2 separate regions of the Homo sapiens genome follow, and region 1 is linked to region 2. A link is an interaction called in ENCODE POLR2A ChIA-PET data of the cell type or tissue named here. Cell type or tissue: GM12878. All regions are shown on one strand. Each heading gives the region's core, and the rest is flanking DNA. Links, peaks and the distances in the headings are about the cores only.

Region 1 (11,132 bases), core at 1,791-9,790, 240 kb after region 2:
CCTGGCCAGTCTTTGAAATAAGCCAGCATTTCTTATAGAAGTTTAGGCTCCTTAAAGTGTTTTATTCCTGTTAGTCAAAGACTTACCATGATAGTTTGCGTAACACAGTCCCCTGAGCTTGGAAAGGAATTCTACTGAGCTCCATCTTCAGCATTTAAAAATGAGCAAATAATTTCTGATTTTGTTTCCTTAGAGTAAAGGTGCTAGTGCTGGAAGAGAATGGACTGAACAGGAGACCCTTCTACTCCTGGAGGTAAGCAGATTAATGCATATGGGATGTGTGCTAAGATTCTTTGACTAGCATTTTATTTTGTTTTGTTTTATTTAGAGGCAGGGTCTCGCTGTGTCACCCAGGCTGGAGTGCAGTGGCCTGATGGTAGCTCAGTGCAGCCTCTACCTCCCAGGCTCAGGCGATCCTCTTACCTTCAGTCCTGAATAGCTGGGACTAAGGGCGTGTGCCACCATGCCTGGCTAATTTTTGTATTTTTTGTAGCAATGGGCTTTCACCATGTTGTCCAGGCTGGTCTCAAACTCCTGGACTCAAGCAATCCTCCCACCTTGGCCTCCCAAAGTTCTGGCATGAACCACTGTGCCTGGCCTGTGACTAGCATTTTAAACTCACCTATAGTATTCTGTTTTAAAAAGTGTCCACTGGAGCTCAAAACTCAATCACAAATGTGTTTTCCTTTAGAACAGCCATCATGCTTTGATAGTTGATACTTAAATCCTTTTCTGTGTCTCCATGTAGTTAGGTATTGAGATGATTAAATTGATAATTTTTATAGATTCATTGAGGATGTTTAAGTGAAGCTAATTCCTAATCACAAAATAAGTTGTGAATGTGTGACAATTAGAAATAAAGTGACTACTAAGACAATTGGTGTCATTGCCTGGATTTATCCTAAGATGTCGCTGCTCCTTTTGCACCATGAATGCAAATGTCAACATAATGAAAAAGGCAGTAGTGTCTTAGTATTATCAAGGAAATTGTTTGACATCGCAGTCCTCCTAAAAGAGCCTGGTGCCCTCTGGGTTCCCAGACCACATAGAGTGGACTTGGTGACATTTTGGTTGCTGTACTGCTTTGATGGTTTTTCAGGTTGTTCCAATAGTTGTAATTACTGTAGAAGTATCATTGGTGCATCATCAAACTATTTCCATTTCTTTTTTGTATTCCTCTTTTACTTTTTCTTGCTGTTTTCTGGTTCTCCCCCCAACCTTATCTTTCTCTGTTGTGATCAAAATCAAAACAATCCCTTGTTTTGTGTTTTTTTGCCTCTATTTTAATATATTCTCATATGCCCATTCAGTATCAGTGATACGCAGAGAGCTTTGCTGACTCACTTTTTACTTATTTATTTAACTATCTTTCCTATGGTACTGACTGACTCACTTTCAATTTCAGGACTATTTTGTATAGCCATATCTACTAGATTTTAATATTAATTAAAATGAACCGTGTTTTCAGTACTTGTGGGTGACTATAAACACACTTTTGTATTGCTATTTTGGAATCTTTGGGCTCTGGAGAGAAAGTAAGTTGTATAACAATGACTGGAGCAACAGTTGTTCTTTTTCCTGCTGCACATTGATGCTGGAACTTTTCTCCTTTTTCACATTTAAGATTAGTAGGTAGTAAAAGTGAGGTAAGAATGACTGAGCTACTGTTGACACTAAAGACATCCAAGAAAACCACAGTATTACACAACAGTGCATTTTCTCTCCTTCAGGTGGAATCTGTGAAGTGTTTGATTTTTCTTTTAATCTTGCAATTCAGTCAACAGGAATTGTTTGCAATAACACAAAGAGAAATAAAAGACTTCTCCACATCAGTGTTTACCACTAACATCTTCGATTTATATAGTTTATTTAGAGATACTTAATAGCTTAAGAATATGAAGTCAGATGAGTATTTTTAAATGGATTTATAATCAAATATAGTCTCTTTCTAATAAATCGATAAATCTGGTAGACTCATTGGGGTTTGCTGTTTTCAAAATAGCATCGTACCTTTTTTTTTTTTTTAAGACAGGGTTTTTCTCCCTTCCCCCATGCTAGTGTGCAGTAGCGCAGTCTCAGTCCACTGCAGCCTCAATTTCCCGAGCTCAGGCGATCCTCCCAGCTCAGCCTCTCGAGTAGCTGGGACTACAGGTGTGCACCACCATGCCTGGCTAGTTTTTTTGTATTTTTAATAGAGATGGGGTTTCACCATGTTGCTCAGGCTGGCATACTATTTTATTAAACAAATATACCACACAGGCAGCATTCCAAATATTTATCGTATTCTTGAGCACACCCCTTTGATTTTTAAAAGACCTTGTTTCATAAAGTCTTTTATCAAAGCACAGCTTTTGGGTAAATGCTGAAGGTTAATATCTGGTTATGTTCATTTCCTTGTTATCTTATTGTAAATATTGGAGGCAACATTTCAATTTTGGAAATAGTCAAAGTGGAATGTATACGATAGATGAAGGAATGCAGTTTGAAAAAGAAAAATCTTTAATCGGTAGAAATGAAGGATAATGTAAGGTTTTATATTAACGTTTTAAAAAGAAATTACTCTGTAAGATCAAGATGATGATGGCCTGTTTGAATAAGACTTCAGTTGTAAAAAGGTGTGGGGAATTTCTACTTGAAAATATGTCATTAGAATGAGTAGGCCTATAAAGTCTAAAGTTTGAGGTAAAAAAACAAAACAGCACAACAAGAATAAGTAGCTATAAAAGGCCATGACAGTCTTTATGGAAGTTTGAAATTCTGTTGATATAATCAGGGCACCAGAATGAAAGAGAGATAATGGAGCCACTCTATTCCACAGTGACTAAAGAATTTTTTTTCAAGTTAATATATATGTACATGCGTATCTATATATATATGCACATATTTATTTATTTAATATAGAGGCAGGGTTTTGCTATGCTGTCCATGCTGGTCTTGAACTCCTGGTCTCTAGTGATCCTCCTGCCTCAGCCTCCCAGAGTACTTAGATTACAGACGTGAGCCACTGTACTGGGTTCACAGTTTCTTTTTTCTTTGAGAAGGAATCTCACTCTGTCACCAGGCTGGAGTGCAGTGACATGATCTCAGCTCACTGCAACCTCTGCCTCCTGGGTTCACGCAGTTCTTCTGCCTCAGCCTCCCGAGTAGTTGGGACTACAGGCACGCGCCACCATGCCCAGCTAATTTTTGTATTTTCAGAAGACACGGGGTTTCACCATGTTGGCCAGGATGGTCTCGATCTCTTGACCTCGTGATCTGCCCGCCTCAACCTCCCAGAGTGCTGGGATTACAGGCACAAGCCACCGCGCTTGGCCTTCACAATTTCTTTTAAGTCCACAACTGATTGCAGTATTCTTCCTGTTCATTTATAATTATTCTTGGGCTTGAAAGTGACAAGACTTGAATTTGTGAGCTCACTGATTCTCCCGTGATAGCTCTAGTGTTTGTCATGTATGCTTTGCTTTCTCATGCTATTTATTTTCCCTTAGATAATTAATAGACATAAAGGCTATGCCTGCAAAGAAAACTTGTAATTTATTAACATTTATTTATCACTGTAAGAGTTTCTCTCTCTCTCTTTTTTTTTTTTTTTTGAGACGGAGTCTCGCTCTGTCGCCCAGGCTGGAGTGCAGTGGCGTGATCTCGGCTCACTGCAAGCTCCGCCTCCCGGGTTCACACTATTCTCCTGCCTCGGCCTCCCAAGTAGCTGGGACTACAGGTGCCTGCCACCATGCCCGGCTAATTTTTTTGTGTTTTTAGTAGAGACGAGGTTTCACCATGTTAGCCAGGATGGTCTCGATCTCCTGACCTCGTGATCGGCCCACCTCAGCATCCCAAAGTGCTGGGATTACAGGCGTGAGCCACCGTGCCTGGCCCGAGTTTCTCTCATTTTTTATGCCAGCTAAATAATAGGAAACATAGCATTAGAAGATATTCAGTAACCAACATGAAAGATTTCCTCACAGTGTGCATACACTTTACATACTTTTTCTTGATGCAAAACCCAGGAAATATATCATTCTATGTACTTTTGAACTACACTAAGATGCATAGTAAATCTTCTATTAAAAAACTTTTCTTAAGGACAGAGATGTCCAATCTTTGGCTTCCCTGGGCCACATTGGGCCACACATAAAATACACTAACACTAACAATAGCTGATGAGCTTAAAAAAAAATCCCCCCAAAAAATCATAGTGTTTTAAGAAAGTTTATGAATTTGTATGGGCCACATTCAGCGCCATCCTGGGCCACATGTAGGCTGCAGGCCACAGGTTGGACAAGCTTGGTTTAGCTAAGAGAACCTTTTTTTTTTTTTTTTTTAATTAGGAAAACAGTCTGCCTTTTTACATTTGAGAGCCATAGCAAAGTCAGATTTATTTCTTGGTTTAGTTCAGTTTCCTGTGGTTTGAGTTCAGTAAACTTTATTAGGTATTGTGTTTTGGACACTGACAGACACTGCAGGTAGAGATCTGTAGAACACAATCTGTACCTTTAAGGAATTCATAGTCTGCTTAAGTGACAGAGAAAGATAAAACACAAAGCTTGAATGCGGAATTCCCAGCTTTATGATTAGAGGTATGTCCAGAGCACAAGAGCTGTACAGAGGAGTTGCTTTGCAAACAAGCCAGGTAGATAAGACATAATGAACAGGCTTCTGGGAATGGTATAGCTGTGTTGGTCCTAAAACATGATGTTTCCAGTGCAGAACAAATGGTTCATAGGCACAATACCTAGTAGGAATAGATCAGTGGGGCCTGTGTATTGTTGAAACGTGAAGAGTAGGGAATAGGGCGGGAGAAGTAGGCAGTGTCCTGATCATGTTTGGCTTAATTTCATAAGATAATGACACATAATAAAATAGTTTTAGGCAGGAGAGAAAGAGTGTTTTATGTAAAACATATTTCACCCTAGCAGCGTGGAGAAGGATGAAATTACTATAGAAAGGTAATTATAATAATCGATCTATGAGGCTGAGATGGAAGGATTGCTTGAGGCCAGGAATTGGACAGCAGCTTGGGCAACATAGCAAGACCGTGTCTCACAAAAAAAAAAAAAAGAGAGTGAGTGAGTGTATCCAGGTTAAGTAATGATGAAGACCTGAACCTGGGTTATGGCAGGATGAATGAAGCTGTTTTGTAGCATTATAAGATACTTACTAAAAACTTTCATTGAATCATCCTCCTTCCTGGCCAGTGTGTCACCGCATTATTCTCTTTTCAAAACATCACTTTAATTTGCCTCTCTTATTAGCATTATTATCAGTTCCTAGGCTCAGACATTTACAGATTCTCAACTCTGTGCTCTTCTGGATGCTGAGTCTTGCTTGGATTTTGTATCTCAGAAGTTTCCCCAACTCCACCTTTATTCTGGAAAAAAACTTGATGAACTTTCTTATTGTTCCCTGGCGAAAGGAACATGAAAAAATATTTTTTAATTAAAAATTTCATTGGAAAAGGGCATGATAGAGCATGTCTAGAAAATCCCTATTTATAATTAGAAACATAATACAGCCCCAGTAGATATATTTCTACTTCCGTGGACCCGAGTGAGATTTATTTTTCTTTTTTCTTACAATCTGGATCTTTCAAAAAGTAATTCCTTCTCGAACTACCTGAGGTTACTGAATATCCAGAGGAAACCCAGAATTAGCCTAGTTTTTCAAGGGATTTAATGTGTCAGGCCATTTGCTGGCTTGGGTTTTGAGAAGTCCTCTACCATTCCAGCAGAAATGAAAGCCTGAGCAGCAGTTGGAACCCAGAGTTAAGAATTAATTGATGTCCAGGTGCAGTGTTTCACACCTGTAATCTCAGCACTTTGGGAGGCTGAGGCGGGAGGATTCCTTGAGTTCAGAAGTCCGTGACCATCCTGGGCAATACAGTGAGAACATGTCTCTAAAAATTAAGAAAAAAAAATCTTTGAAGTAAAATAATTAACTGAAAAAGTAAACATGGAGACAACTATTGTTATAGAAAGCTCAATCTCACAGTGTAGAGCAGCAAATTAGGCTCTAATGCAAGGTTTTTCAGTTGGAGCATTCAATATTGACATTTGGGCCAGATTTTTTTGTTGTTGGGGTGGAGGGTTCATATATGTTTTACAGCATACATGGCCCCTCCTTGCTGTTAGATACCAGCAGCACTTCTCCAGTTGGGTCAACCAAAAATGTCTGCAGACATTGCCAGTGTCCTCAAGGGGGCAAAAATTACCCTTCATTGAGAACCATGGTCCTGGAGAGAATGGTGTGAGAGTAGCAACTTCAGTATGCCACTAAATAAATTCTTTTTATCCAATTAATTCCTCAACATTCTTAGCACCACATAGTTGTGGTTTTCTTTCTACTGTTCTATCCGTTTTTCCCTCGGAGACTCCTTTTACTCTTTTTGTTGGTTTCTTTCAGGATTTTCTCTGAAAAAATAATAAATTATAAAACTAGAAATGTATGTAGTTTATAAATTTTAGAATCAGTTTATCAATTTCTACTAAAAAGAAGCCTACTTGGAGTTTGACTGGAATTGTATTGAATCTGTAGTTCAACTTGGAAAGAACTGACATCTTAATACTGAGACTTCTAATGAATGAACACAATATATCTCTTCCTTTATTTGGGTCTTTGAGTTCTCTCATGTTTTACTCATTCTAGTCTGTTGCTCTTATACATTCTTTATTATGTTTATTCCTCCTAAGTATCTCATTATGCTATTTAAGACAGGGTCTTTTTTTTTTTTTTTTTAGAGTTTATTAAGCAGGGGAGTGGAGGGGAGATGTGGCACAAATAGAAGTATGTAACATTCAAACAACAGAAACTAGGATTTTTGAAAAAACTTTCAGTTACAGTTACGCAAAGGGTCACTTCCTCCCCCAACGACGCATGGGCCTCTCAAAGGAGAGGAGGGAGTAAGTCCCATGGTAGGGCCAGTGCTTGCTCCTGGGTTTTGGAATCATTTCTGCGGAGCTTTCAAAGCCAGACCCTGGGCTCAGGGTTGAGACTTCATAGCGGTGACAGCTAGACCCAGCAAGATGGCTGTGACCGTGAAACCCTGGGCGGCGATCCAGGTGCACATCATGAGCTGAGAGCGCTGGCTGTTGCCCCGGTGGAAGGAATAGAGGCTGTAGGTGAGGGCGGCCGCCGTGGCCAGGCAACCTATGGGTACCACCGGGTTCTCGTGGGTCTTGTGAAGGAACTTTTCCTTGAAACTCTCTGGATTCCTGTAAACAGTGGGGCTAAGCCCCTCAATGACTGGGGGCTTCGATGGTTCAAAGGGGACCTCTGGAATCACAGGGCCGGAGTCGCCATGTCTGGGCCACAGCAGCAGGAGAAAATCGCGACCTAAGACAGGGTCTTGCTGTGTTTGTCAGGCTGGCCTTGAACCCCTGGGCTCAAGAGATCCTCTCGCCTCAGCCCCCTGAGTAGCTGGGAGTACAGATGTGTGCCACTACACCCAGCTTTTATGTTATTTTAAATACTTTTTTCTTCCTATTTAAAATTGTTCATTGCTATTATGTATGGAAATATAGTTCAGTTTCTCTATTGCCCTTCTATCCTGTGACTTTGCTCAGCTATTCAGTTTTAGTACTTTTTTTTATAGCTTCCTTAGAATTTTCTACATAAACAGTCATGTCTGTATGTATTAGTAAAAAAGCCCTTCCTTCCTTCCTTCCTTCCTTCCTTCCTTCCTTCCTTCCTTCCTTCCTTCCTCCCCTCCCCTCCCCACCCCTCCCCTCCCCTCTCCCCTCCTCTCCCCTACCCTCCCTTCCCTCCTTTCCTTCCTCCCTCCCTCCCTCCCTTCCTTCCCTCCCTCCCTCCCTCCCTCTTTTCTTTTGTTTCTTCTTTTCTTTCTTTCTATCACTCTTGCCGCCTAGGCTGGAATGCAGTGGCACAATCTCGGCTCACTGCAACTTCTGCCTCCCAGGTTCAAGCGATTCTGGTGCCTCAGTCTCCTGAGTAGCTGGGATTACAGGCACGCACCACCATGCCCAGCTAATTTTTGTATTTTTAGTAGAGATGGGGTTTCACCATGTTATTGGCCAGGCTGCTCTCGAACTCCTGACCTCAGGTGATCTGCCCACCTCTGCCTCCCAAAGTGCTGAGATTATACGCGTGAGCCACCGTGCCTGGACTACTTTCTTTACAGTATGCATGTCTTTTATTTATTTTACTTGCCTGATTGAAAATAATCTAAGGAAACCATCAAATCTTTCTATTTATGCATAAATATTTGCATTAATTTTTTTTAAAAAAGCTATCTAAAGAACTTCTAATATTACACATTACTTTCTTGTTACCTGACATGAAAGCATCTGTTTTTTCTGTCTTAGGCCCTGGAGATGTACAAGGATGATTGGAACAAAGTGTCGGAACATGTTGGAAGTCGTACTCAGGATGAATGCATCCTCCACTTTTTGAGACTTCCCATTGAGGACCCATACCTTGAGAATTCAGATGCTTCCCTTGGGCCTTTGGCCTACCAGCCTGTCCCCTTCAGTCAGTCAGGAAATCCAGTTATGAGTACTGTTGCTTTTTTGGCATCTGTGGTGGACCCTCGCGTGGCATCTGCTGCAGCAAAAGCGGCTTTGGGTATGGACTTCCCTAAACCATCTCCTCAACAGAAAAACTCAGTTTATCCCAATTTAAATATTACCAGCCGTTACATTCATTTCTTTTAATGTAAATAACAAAAATCAGATATTACCTGTGAAAGATACCATATTCTTTATAAAAGTATTACAATATTTGGCTGGACACCAAATTAGCTGGGTGTGGTGGCACATGCCTATAGTCCCAGCTACTTGGGAGGCTGAGGCAGGAGAATCGCTTGAACCCAGGAGGCAGAGGTTGCAGTGAGCCGAGATCGTGCCACTGCACTCCATCCCCTGGGCAATAGAGCAAGACTCCGTCTCAAAAAAAAAAAAAAAGTATTACAAAATTTTTAAGTAATGCACCTTAAAATTAAGAGCTTTAGGAATTGGAGGGACAGAGGTTTTTTATTGTGTATTTTGTGATTAATTTAGAATTTGGTGTAACTAGCAAAGGAAGTCATTTAATATTCATGGGTTACACATTAATTGTAACTAGAACTTTGTCACATCATAGAACTCTTTCTTGGTTTTATGGATGTTTAATCCTTGCTGTTTTTGTTTTTTTGACTTATTAATCTAGTAAGCAGTTAAAATATGGACAGCAGTTTTGATTATTACTGGCATAAGTTGAAAGATCTCTTATTTCAAGGCTCTGTGATGTGTAGGAGAAAATGTAGAACCATAGAATTTCATTATTATTACTATTTTTTGTCTCATTTAGTCCTCTCATTTTTCTGGTATAGAGGGACTGAGAGCCTGAAGAGGTTGCTACACCTAAGACAATAATACTGTGTTGGGTTTCCTGGTGGTGGTTTTACACTGAAGCAAATTTTTGTGCAAAGTTAGATTGCTGTTCCATTTTTATTCTTGAACCAGAGGAGTTTTCTCGGGTCCGGGAGGAGGTACCACTGGAATTGGTTGAAGCTCATGTCAAGAAAGTACAAGAAGCAGCACGAGCCTCTGGGAAAGTGGATCCCACCTACGGTCTGGAGAGCAGCTGCATTGCAGGCACAGGGCCCGATGAGCCAGAGAAGCTTGGTGAGTCACTGCTGCTTTTAAGGGACAGGGTTAATATATGTTTGTATTCCTGTCAGTTTACTCAAATAATTGGGTTTACTTGCACTAAAAAGTGAGTACAATGATCAGTATAAACTTGTCTTTTAAGATTAGTACATGATTTTTTTTCTCTTGTCTGTTTCTTTTGGTAGCTAGAACTAAAAAATTATCTTGTAACTGTTAATGGTATTACAGTTGTGAATTATCTGGTTGCTGTTTGTAGATCCAGGTTTTGAATAGACAGATACAAGAATACTGAAAGATGCATGGAACTGTAGGTGAAAAAAAGAATATTGAAAGGACTTATGATTATGTTAATTTATATGTTGCTGAGTGGGTTTAAATTCATTGTTTTGGGGGTTTTTTTAGCTGAGGAAAAATTCCTGTAACATAAAATTCCTCATTTTAACTGCTTAAAAGTATATAACCTAGTAGCTTCTGCTATATTTACAATGCTGTGTGTCTATCACCACTATCTAATTCCAGAACATTTTCCTCATCCCAATAGGAAGTCACATACTTATTAAGTGGTCACTCCCCATTCCTTTTGCTCTTCAGCTGTGGTACCCACTAACAATCTGCTTTCTGTCTCTATGGGTTTGCCTATTCTGGACATTTAATATAAACAGAATCATATAATATGTGGCCTTTGTGTCTGCTTCTTTGACTTAGCATAATGTTTTCAAGGTTCTTCCATGCTGTAGCATGCATCAGTATCTCATTCTTGTCAGTGCTGATTATTTCTTTGTGTGGATATACCCAATTATATTTATTTGTCAGTTCATGGACATTTTTATTGTTTCCACTTTTTTTTTTTTTTTTTTTTTTTTTAGACAGAGTCTTGCTCTGTCGCCCAGGCTGGAGTGCAGTGGCGCGATCTCAGCTCACTGCAAGCTCTGCCTCCCTGGTTCACGCCATTTTCCTGCTTCAGCCTCCCGAGTAGCTGGGACTACAGGCGCCTGCCACCACGCCCAGCTAATTTTTTGTATTTTTAGTAGAGACAGGGTTTCACCATGTTGGCCAGGATGGTCTCGATCTCCTGACCTCGTGATCTGCCCGCCTCGGCCTCCCAAAGTGCTGGGATTATAAGCATGAGCCACCGCACCTGGCCTATTGTTTCCACTTTTATACTACTATGAAAAATGCTGCTATGAGTACTTATATACAAGCTTTTTTGTGAACTAAGGATTTTCACTTCTTTTGGTTGGGTGTATACCTAGGGGTAGAATTGCTGAGTTATATGGTAATTTTGTTTACCTTTTTGAGAAACTGCCAGCCTGTTTTTCATAGTGGCTATACCATTTTATGTTCTTACCCGTAATGTATAACATTTCTAAGTTTTTCATGTCCTTGTCAATACTTATTTTCCATTTTTACCTGTAATAGCCAATCTAGTGGTTTGATGTTGGGGTTTGTATTTGCATTGATGACTAATCATCTTGAATATCATGTGTTTATTGGCCATTTTTATGTCTGCCTTGGGAAATACCTACTCAG
Region 2 (11,132 bases), core at 1,786-9,785:
TTAAATCTTTTTTCATTGGATCATTCCCACCCATTTAACAAACGTTTGTTATTTTTCCCATCTTAAAAAACGAAACATTGACCGGGCATGGTGGCTCACACCTGTAATCCCAGCACTTTGGGCGGCCGAGGTGGGCGGATCACCTGAGGTCGGGAATTCAAGACTAGCCTGACCAACATGGAGAAACCCCGTCTCCACTAAAAATACAAAATTAGCCGGGCATGGTGGCGCATGCCTGTAATCCCAGCTACTCGGGAGGCTGAGGCAGGAGAATCACTTGAACCTGGGAGACGGAGGTTGTGGTGAGCCGAGATCGCACCATTGCACTCCAGCCTGAGCAACAAAGAGTGAAAAACTCCATCTCAAAAAAAAAAAAAAAAGTAACATAACTAGACATACCTTCCCAACTTCAGCTTCCAACTACCACTTCACTCCTTTGCTGCCCCTTGTAGGAGAACTCCTCAGAAACTAATCCCATATCCAATTTCTGGCAGATGGAAAATAGCTGAAATCATGCTTCTCTGAAACGTGTGTGGCTTTTGTTATTACCTTTAGAAACCGTCACAGGAACGGGGAAAAAGTGCAGCTTGCCGGCCGAGGAGGATTCTGTGTTAGAAAAACTAGGGGAAAGGAAACCATGCAACAGTCAACCTTCTGAGCTTTCTTCAGAGACCTCAGGTAAGTTAGGAAAACAAAATGAACTCTTTGAAACAAATTAGGGGCGATAGAGTAGTGATGGTAGACATTGTCTCTAGTTCCCTGTTGTATGGTGGTAATCAGCAGTATAGTTTATGAAGTCAATTCTCTTAGACAGATTTTATCTGGTTTAGACAGAATGTCAGCTTGTTATATCTTTAAAAATTACTACTACAGCAAATCAGGATACCTAATTTTTTTTTTCTCCACTGTTTTTTTTGTTGTTGTTGTCGTTGTTTTTTTTTTTTTGAGACAGAGTCTCACTCTGTCGCCCAGGCTGGCGTGCAATGGCGTGATCTTGGCTCACTGCATCCTCCACCTACTGGGTTCAAGCGATTCTCCTGCCTCAGCCTCCTGAGTAGCTGGGATTACAGGCGCCTGCCACCATGCCCGGCTAATTTTTAGTAGAGATGAGGTTTCACCATGTTGGCCAGGCTGGTCTCAAACTCCTGACCTCTGGTGATCTGCCCACCTCAGCCTCCCAAAGTGTTGGGATTACAGGCGTGAGCGACCGTGCCTGGCCTTCTCCACTGTTTTCATAGTGAAGAAAGGACACCCAAATTTTGATCTGGTTCAGCTATTCACTATTCTATCCTGTGTGGTCTTAAGCAAGTTACATAACTTGCCTATATCTCAGTTTACTTAGCTATAATATAAATTAATTGGTCAAATGTTCTCTAAAGTCTTACTAGTTACAGTGTTCCATGGCCCAACAGCATCTACATTACCTGAGAGGCTGGTAGAAATGCAGAATCTTGGGCTCTACCTTAGGCCTTTGTAATTATTATCTGCATTTTAATTAGATCCCCAGATAATTCTAATTTTCATTAAACTTTGAGAGGTACTGCTCTAAGATACTTTCCAATTTAAAGTTTGATTATTCAGTGAATTTGAAGATTACCTGTTTTTAATAACCCAGAAGCATATGTATATGATTATCAACTTGATTTTCTGTTTACTTTTCTGTGACTATGATTGGAATGTGGACATCCTGACATATGGGACATAAGGGCCCATGACTTATTTCACTTAGAATCTCTAATGCTTTGCACACTACCTAGCACAAGACTAGAGCTTAAATAAATGTGTGATTTTTTTTTTAAATGTTGTTTTACTGACTCAACAAATCAGTAAAGATTTATCAAGTGCTTATGGTATACAAAATACACCATGTTAAGGCATATAGATATTTAAGTCCCCGTCCTTGCCCCCTGAATTATTATATTATAACCTGAATGAAGAGATAAGTTCTCAGGCATGAACTCTGAAACCCAAGATTTACATAATAATTGAATAAAATAGTATAAAAGATGGCACTGAATAGCTGCTGATTAATTGCTGAATTAAATGTTATAAATACTGGGGGATACTATAGCCTAGCAATTTTTTGAGCGATGCAATAATTAACCTGAGATATTAAACAAAGGCTAGGATTTAGAGGATATTGGAGGGGTAAGGACAAGAATGAAATCCACTATTTACATATTATAATATTCTTGGAAATCAATTTATTGGGTCAGACTTGACAGGAGCTGGCATATACCTGCTCTTAATGAGACTCTTGCCAGGATCTTGGATCCATATTATATTAACTGGGAGGAAGGTTAGACCAGATCACCTGCTGAAACTCTTCCAAAGGTACTCATCTTAATTGTTAAAATTAATTATCCTACTTAACATTATATATATTTCTCTGTCTTTTGGGAAGTACATTTAGGAGCAGAATGTTGAAATTTAACATATTTGTCTTTCAAAGTAGGATGCTCTGGTTCTGGAATCATGAGAATTTTTCTCTGACCAAAATGTGGATTCAGTATATTTTGTGTGTGTGCGTGAAGTGACTTAAGTCTGGCCTTCTGATCTAGTTCCCAGAATCTGTCTGGTTTGTTTGACAAGTATTAGTTTAATATTGGTGACCTAGTCTTAGAATTATAAATTTTGTCCAAAATCATGTATATTTAACTGAAGCAATTAATAAATTTCACCAAAAAGAGGCAAGCACTAAGAATGACCAATATAAATCAGATGAGATTTACAGGCAGTAAGTGCTTATTTTTAGAGGTTAAAAGATGTGAAATGTTTCATTTTTAAAAGTTCAATCCTGCTACTTCTGAAATTTCAAATATTTTATAAATGTTTGAAAACAATCTTTACCTGAGATGATGATCTGTTAAATATTTTTGCTAGCGCCAGTTAAAAGTGAGAAATGTTTTAGAAAAGACTGTTTTCCTGAGCAAATTACAGTAAGTACTATATGTATTAGTGAAAATAGCCTCCTTAAATTAGTCATTTATATGGTCTGGTTTTTTTGTTTGTTTGTTTGTTTTTTGTTGTTTTTAAGAAACAATAACGAGGAGTTTTTTGTTTGGAATTTTAGCCAACTTCATGTATTGCGGTACCCCTCCCACACAAGCCAAACAAGTTTGCAGACCCAGTGACCGCAGGTCAACCCGGCCCAAGCCTGCCAGGGTCCCTCCTGAGCTGCTGGGAGGCTCTCCTCCATGGAAGACTCTTGATCACAGGCTGGGCCACTGCTCTTTGTCTGAGTCAGGTTGGGTCTCTGGTTCATCCTCCTGTGGTGGGCCTGGGAACCAAAGAAAAAGTATTCATGTTGACTCACTTGAACCCCAGAGGGATCTTGGCAGGGAGGCCTGGGATATAGAAAGCACACCAATAATGATGAAGAAAAAGAAGAAGAAACCAAAGCAAAAGAGATATTCTCAACCACGGGCTGGAGGACCTTCGGATGATGACAATGCAGATAAGCCTAAAGGTCATCCATTTGCAGCTGACACACAAAAATCAGGTGTTCTCCCCAGCCAGCCTACCACTATGGGTACAGAATATGGACTTGTATCTGGAGAAAACTTGAAAAGGGAATGTTTAGTTAACTCCAGTGCAGCCAGACTGGTAGCTGAGAACTTTGTCTCAGAGAGTCTCAGAATTCCTTTATATCCTTCTGAAGAAGCCCCCAAAACTGCAATAAGTTCTCAGTCTAAGCTGAGAGTAGAGGAAGAGAGCAAAAGTAACAAGTCAGTACTACAAAACCAAGACAAGAAATTGCTGAAGCAACATGAATACAAACCACAGCCTGCACCCCACCTGAAGACTCCTGTAGATAAAAGCCAGTCAGTAGGCCCTCTCAATCTGAAAGGACCCCTAGCAGAAGTTTCTGCATACAATGTAGAAACCCCTTTGGATATCAGACTTAAAGAGGGTTGCTCTCCTTTCTTGGACCAAGAGGTTATGGGTGTAGTTTCAAAACCCACAGCAGCAAAAGAAATACCAAATTTGGTACCCACTTTGATAGCAAGTAATCCATTAGAATGTAATCTAAAAGAAGGGAATAATGAAAGTAAAATGACTAAACTGCAGAATGTCAAACTGAAGGAGTTTCCTGAAGGAGCTGAAGAGGATAAAGAACTAAAAAAGGAAGCTTTTCCCAACGAAAGACAAGAGATCAGCATCTTTACTTCTGAGCAGCTGCAGGGCCAAGTGTTGGTACAGGTCCCTGGGGTAGAGAATGAACCATTTAAGAGAATGGCAGGTGATGGCAAAAGCAGGAAGGGAAGGGGAAGTTCTGGGAAAATGAGAACAGATTCTGGGAAGGTAAAAGCAAAATCTGAGCTGCCATTTCTTCTGGACAGCCAGAAGGACGGAAGGGCTGTTCTCATACCGAGTGAGCCAGTCTCTAAAACTGAAGGAATGACTACTCAGGATAAGAGTGAGGAGCTGGGGCTGAATTCTTCAAAGCAACCAGGCACTAAGGCTGATCTCACGGAGGCAGTGGTGATGGGGGAGCCTAAAGAGATGACTCAGCCTAAGGTGGCAGGCACCATGCAGGCATTGATTCCTTTGGAAAGTGGATCAGGCATGACTCAGACTTCTGGTGTTAGCACAGAAACAGGAGATGTAGTCAAAGATATGGGTGTCAATAACCAGAGCAAGGAAGGAAGGTGTCCATGGAAGGATCATGAGGCAGCTCCCTGGATTTCTGAAAAGCCTAAAAAGAGAGGCAATGAAGGCAAAAGCAAAAAGTTTAAAAATAATTATTCCACACAGCCTGCTAGAATGGAGAGGAAGGAAGAAATCCTTAACCCACCTTTTGAAGGGAAGGATGGAGATACTGGTAGTATTCCCCATAAAAGCAAGGAAATAGGATTTACTTTCCCCAAAATGCATGATTCTTCGTTCTCACATACACCAGATACACCCACAGTGGAAGCAGTTGACAGGAAGGGTGGAAATTTTCAGGTTAATTTTGTTGAGCTTGGGACTCTTGGGGAAAACAAGATAAGCACAGTCAAGGCTTCTACTGTTACTGAACCACCTGCCAAGGTGACAGATGTGAGCTGCCAAGAGCAAATCCAGGGGGCAGGATTTGTTCCTTCAGTAGTATCTGAGGAGAATAAGACAGATGCAGCCAATAGATACACTGCAGTGGCTGACAAACCAAGTAAAAGGAGTAATGATGGAAAAAGTAAAAAGGTTAAAAATAGTTCTCCTGAGAAGCACATTCTGGAGAATAAGATAGATGCAACAAAAATACATGTTCCCATGGAAACCACAGGGGACCAGGGAATTGAAGGAATGGCCTATATGGACGAAAATAGAAATATTACATTTACCTGTCCCAGAACACCATCAGAGCTGATAAATAAATCATCTCCTCTAGAGGTTCTGGAATCAGCAGCCTGTGAAAAACTGCCCACTCCTACTCCTCAAGTAGTAAAGGAAGGTGATTCCTTTCCAGATACCTTGGCAAAAAATGGGCAAGAGATAGCCCCAGCCCAGATTTCCAAATCATTAATGGTAGATAACTACACCAAAGATGGAGTCCCAGGTCAAGAAAGACCCAAGGGTCCCTCTGCTGTTGTGCCCTCTACAAGCACAGGAGGAGTTGCTCTACCTATTACAACAGCCATAGAAACAGTTAACATTCATGGAGATCACTCTCTTAAGAATAAAGCTGAGCTTGCTGATTCCATGAAAAATGAAGCAGGGATCGATGAAGGGCATGTGATAGGAGAATCTGAGTCAGTGCACAGTGGTGCGTCTAAGCATTCAGTAGAGAAAGTCACAGAGCTAGCAAAAGGTCACCTCCTTCCTGGAGTGCCAGTAGAAGACCAGAGCCTACCAGGAGAGGCCAGAGCCCTAGAAGGATATGCAGATAGAGGTAATTTCCCAGCACATCCAGTGAATGAAGAGAAAGAGACTAAAGAAGGGTCTGTTGCAGTTCAGATTCCTGACTTACTGGAAGACAAAGCACAAAAGCTCAGTTTTTGTGAGGACCAAAATGCTCAAGATAGAAATTCCAAAGGTTCAGATAGTTTGAATAAGAAGGTAGATCTGACTCTTTTGTCTCCAAAAAGTGAAAATGATAAATTGAAAGAAATTAGTCTGGCTTGTAAAATCACGGAATTGGAAAGCGTTTCCTTGCCAACACCAGAAATCCAGTCAGATTTCTTACATAGCAAAGTCGAAGCTCCTCCTTCAGAGGTGGCGGATACGTTAGTAATAATGACTGCTTCCAAGGGTGTTCGACTCCCAGAACCCAAAGATAAGATTTTGGAGACACCTCAGAAAATGACAGAAAAATCTGAATCAAAGACACCAGGAGAAGGGAAAAAGGAAGATAAAAGCAGAATGGCAGAACCAATGAAAGGCTACATGAGACCCACCAAGTCCCGAGGACTTACTCCACTTTTGCCAAAGTCTACAATCCAGGAACAAGAGAGACATAAGCAACTGAAGTCCGCTGGTATGAACCTGCCATGGGGAAATGTGTGTGCTTGTGGCTTTTGAGTCAGCATCAGAAAGGCAAAGAGCTTGTGTCTTGGCTCCATCCAGACTCTAATCATCCTTGTTAATCATTGGTTTGTTGGCATGAAACCTATAACTGCTACGGTGTGTTTTCTGCAGCCAATGTGTTCCTTGTGTCCTGCTTGAGGAGGCTGGTAACTTGGTTGCATGCCTTTTTTACCCAGCACTGAACGTTGAATTTTAGGGGAAGTTGAATTTTCAATGAATTGTCTAACAAAAGACCTATCATCATCCATTTCTTAATTTTTTTAAAATTGTGCCTCCTATGTATCAAGTTTACAGCTAAATTTTAATCATTACTTGGTATAAGGATTCACAGGAGGAAAGAAAATATTTCATGTCTAGCTATGTGCATGAGATTTTTTTCAATTTATATGTAGCTTGTGCTGGTGGGACTAAATATCCAAACTGCTTTTAGGTTAAATGAAATCAGTCCACCTCCTTATGAGGAAATGGTGGCCTCAAACCAGCATTGGTAGGCACCGATTTATTTGTGTTTCTAGTAATGGGAAATGATCTCTCAATGATACAGATACATTTTTTGACCAGTTTGTTGCTTATATCCATTGCCCCACAGTTCCATGTGGGTTTGAGTTTTGGGCATAGTCTGTGTCCATCAAACATAGTCCATAAAACTTGCCCATGTTGTGTTCCTCATAATTTTACTCTTTTTTGGCTCTATTCAGTCAAGTAATTGGAATGAGATTAAGAAGATGATTCCTTTAAGATTTAGAAATGGTAGCCCCGTTTCCCCCCACCCCCAATTCCCCAAAAAAGTATACATTTAATCGTGGCTTCCCTGAATCTAGCTTTCAAAAAATGTTCCCTTGTCTTTGAGATTTTTCACAGCCTACAAGTGACACTATTTCTTAATCACTGTTTCCCAGCTTGCATGATGTAGCTACTAACTCCAGAATTTAAAAAAAACACCAATTGGTTTTAGTAGCCAGTCAGGCTTTTAGAGAGGTTTCATCATGGGATTGTGTTCTGCATGGTATGGACTTGTTCTTTTGGGTAAAGCTTGTCTATGCATGAGTATGTACCCACTAAGGAATACTGCTGTGTGAGTAAAGAATGCTAAAGGTTGTTATTTGCATAAGACATTCTCATCTTCTCTGTTTTTATCTTCTATTAGCTACCCTATTACCAAGGCAGAAAATGAAATAGTATGTAGAGGGCTTTCCAGCATTCATTGAGATTTCCAGTGTTCTATCCAGTTCTTTCGTTTTGGTTTCTAGACCCATTCTTTAGTTTCAGCAGTGATCTAAAAGTTAACATGTAATTTCTGTGAAATCCCAGCCATCTCTTTTTGCTCAGTATTTCCAAAGAAATGCAGAAAGAGGATTTGTTTTTCTTGAGGAAGCAAGACCAGTACTGCAGAACTTTTGGGGCCCTGCCTGGGTCAGGTCAGGCTCAGAGACTGTGTTAGCAGTGGCCTTACAGAGTGGGTATGGGAAGGATAATGGGTTTGGGACAAAATTTATTGTTTCTTCTATAAATTCTACCACACCTTTCCCCTAAGGACAATGTATACCTTTTTAATAGTTAAAAAAAAATTTTTAAACTAATTGTCGAATAGGTTAATACATTCACATGGTACAAAGGAGTATACAGTAAAACGTAAGTTGGCCTCCCTCCATTAACCGCCTTCCAGCTTTCCCTCTCCAGAGCAACCAGTGTTCACAATAGCTTATATATCCTTCCAGACAATTTATGTATAATAAGTAATAACATATATATTTCCTGATTTCATATAAATGAGACGTATACATACATACTGATGTGTGCTATTCTTTTTAAACTTAATTTTTAAAGAGATCTTTTAAGACTCAGTATAAAGAAGCCAGGCGCAGTGGCTCACACCTATAATCCCAGCACTTTGGGAGGCCGAGGCAGGCGGATCACCTGAGGTCAGGAGTTCGAGACCAGCCTCACCAACGTGGAGAAACCCCATCTCTACTAAAAATACAAAACTAGCTGGGTGTGGTGGTGCATGCCTGTAATCCCAGCTACTTGGGAGGATGAGGCAGGAGAATCACTTGAATCTGGGAGGTGGAGGTTGCAGTGAGCCGAGATCGCGCCACTGCACCCCAGCCTGGGCCACAAGAGGGAAACTCCATTTCAAAAAAAAAAAAGAATCAGTATAAAGAAAGAGGCCTCTTTTTTTTGTTTTTTTTTTTAATCTTTTTTCCTGGTACATGTCTCTAGATATGACTCATTCTTTTTTGATAGCTGTATACTATTTCATTACATAGGTATATACTAATGTATTATAGTACTTTTTTTTTTTTTGAGACAGAGTTTTGCTCTCATTGCCCACGAAGGAGTGCAATGGCATGATCTCAGTTCACCGCAACCTCTGCCTCCTGGGTTCAAGTGATTCTCCTGCCTCAGCCTCCCGAGTAGCTGGGATTACAGGCATGCACCACCACGCCCAGCTAATTTTGTATTTTTAATAGAGACGGGGTTTCTCCATGTTGGTCAGGCTGATCTCAAACTCCCAACCTCAGGTGATCTGTCTGCCTCAGCCTCCCCAAAGTGTTGGAATTACAGGTGTTGAGCCACCGTGCCTGGCCAGTACTTCTTTACTGATGCACATTTAGGTGTTTCCCAACTTTTTTTCATTAGAAATATGGTACATAAACTATCTTTGTATCTATAGGATGTCATCTTCATGTGTGTGCGTCTGTGTAATAAAAAGGGGCTCCGGAGTAAGAATCTCTGGTTTGAAGAATATGTATTCATAATTTTGATGGGTGTTCCATATTGCTCTCTGTAGGCCTACAGAGATGTCCCTTGTAGAGAAAGGTACATCTCTACTCCCACCCTCAACATAGACAAATACCTGTTTCCCTGCCTTTCTCTACTAGTGTGATTTTTTTTTTTTTTTTGGTTATGTGTACTGATCTAATCGGTGAAAAATTATTTCATGGCATAGATTTTGTGTGTGTGCTGTTTTTTGTTTGTTTTTTTTGTTTTTTGAGATGGAGTTTCACTCTTGTTGCCCAGGCTGGAGTGCAATGGCACGATCTTGGCTCACTGCAACCTCCACCTCCCAGGTTCAAGCGATTCTCCTACCTCAGCCTCCCTAGTAGCTAGGATTATAGGTGCCTACCACCACGCTCAGCTAATTTTTTGTATTTTTAGTAGAGCTGGGTTTCACTATGTTGGCCAGGCTGGTCTTGAACTCCTGACCTTAGGCGATCCACTTGCCTCAGCCTCCCAAAGTGCTGGGATTACAGGCATGAGCTACCATGCCTGGCTGTGTTTTATTTTTTTTTTAGTGACTTCTTCATGTATTAACAAGTTTATAAAAGCCAATCCATGCTCTGAAATTATGAAAATATTTTCTTTTCTCTTCTATTAATATTTTTCATTTTAAATTGTTGGCCAATCTAGAATTTGCTTGTTTGTGGGGTTTTTTTTTTTTGTTGTTGTTGTTGTTTTGGTATGTTTTGTTTATAAGGTTGTGAGGCAGGGTTACTTGGTCATCCCACCATCATGTTTATAATCGATCTCCCACTGAACTGCCACCTTTGTCATACCCTAAATTTCTGCATGTATTTGGTCTATTTCTGGACTTTCTTTCCTGATCCATTGATCTTTCCACCAGGCTTCCTAATATATTTTAATATCTAATAGGGCTAGCCCAACCCCTTGCCCTATTATTCTTTTTCAGAGTTGTCCTATTCTTATTTTTTAGTTTTGTAGAAGAAAAATTAATCCACTCAATATTTTTCTTGAAGTCACTGTTTCTAGCTTATCGTAGGGAGAGTTTATGTCTTGCATATCGAGTTTTTCTGTCGAACAGCATAATGTGTTCACATGTTTTGTTAGTCCATCACTGGTGTTTATCTTTGTTCCTCACTTTGAATCATTCATGTTAACTGCCCTGCCCCCATATTGCTACCAATTCTCACATATCTTGTTCTCATTCGTCTTGTGGTCAAATGGTGTCACCCATGGTTTCCATTGTTTGGACAGTAAAGATATTACAAATGGTGTTGGCTGGGCACAGTGGCTCACACCTGTAGTCCCAGCACTTTGGGAGGCTGAGGTAGGCAAATCACTTGAGGCCAGGAGTTCAAGACCAGCCTGGCCAACATGGTGAAACCCCATCTCTACTAAAAATACAAAAAGTAGCCACGCATGATGTTGCATGCCTGTAATTCCACCTACTCAGGAGACTGAGGCAGGAGAATCGCTCTCTTGAACCCAAGAGGCAGAGGTTCCAGTAAGCCAAGATCACAACACTGCCCTCCAGCCTGGGCGATAGAGTGAGTGAGACTCCATCCCCCGCCCCGCCCCTCTCTAGCCCCCCCGCCCAAAAAAAAAAAAGATATTATTAGTGGTGTTAGTAAAAATAATAGTACCTCTAACTAATCCGGGTGTTAATAATAATAGCACTGGCCAGGCGCAGCAGATCACCTGAGGTCAGGAGTTCGAGACCAGCCTGGCCAACATGGTGAAACCCCATCTCTACTAAAAATACAAAAATTAGCTGGGTATGACAGCGCACGCCTGTAATCCCAGCTACTCAGGAGGCTCAGGAGAATTTCTTGAACCTAGGAGGCAGAGGTTGCAGTGAGCCAAGATCGCACCACTGCACTCCA

Evidence for each region. Peaks named below come from ENCODE experiments on the same cell type or tissue, not always from the same donor. Only the 100,000 strongest peaks of a DNase experiment are listed, where the experiment ranks them.
Region 1: POLR2A ChIA-PET joins it to region 2 with 10 read pairs; 2 of 35 experiments call an interaction of 5 or more read pairs at or near these places.

The regions. Positions count from the first base shown.
Region 1 is chr3:47,659,779-47,670,910 of GRCh38, reverse strand. SMARCC1 (SWI/SNF related BAF chromatin remodeling complex subunit C1) reads left to right here. Exons shown (of 28, transcript NM_003074.4): 19 at 194-253; 20 at 8,319-8,577; 21 at 9,456-9,617. It overlaps HIGD2AP2 (HIGD2A pseudogene 2), which reads right to left and starts at 8,191. Exons shown (of 2, transcript XM_047449430.1): 1 at 8,160-8,191; 2 at 6,977-7,298. The coding sequence starts at 8,191. The coding sequence ends at 6,977. It overlaps SNORD146 (small nucleolar RNA, C/D box 146), which reads left to right and starts at 9,217; the gene lies at 9,217-9,346. RefSeq lists a silencer at 2,128-2,331. In GM12878, for the core only: a CTCF peak has its summit at 6,178 (motif pointing right); no DNase peak of the experiment used is centred there.
Region 2 is chr3:47,904,363-47,915,494 of GRCh38, reverse strand. It overlaps MAP4 (microtubule associated protein 4), which reads left to right. Exons shown (of 21, transcript NM_001385682.1): 8 at 556-678; 9 at 3,074-6,457. Among named protein-coding and RNA genes, the nearest start is that of MIR1226, 60 kb to the right of the region's middle. In GM12878, for the core only: no CTCF peak of the experiment used is centred there; no DNase peak of the experiment used is centred there.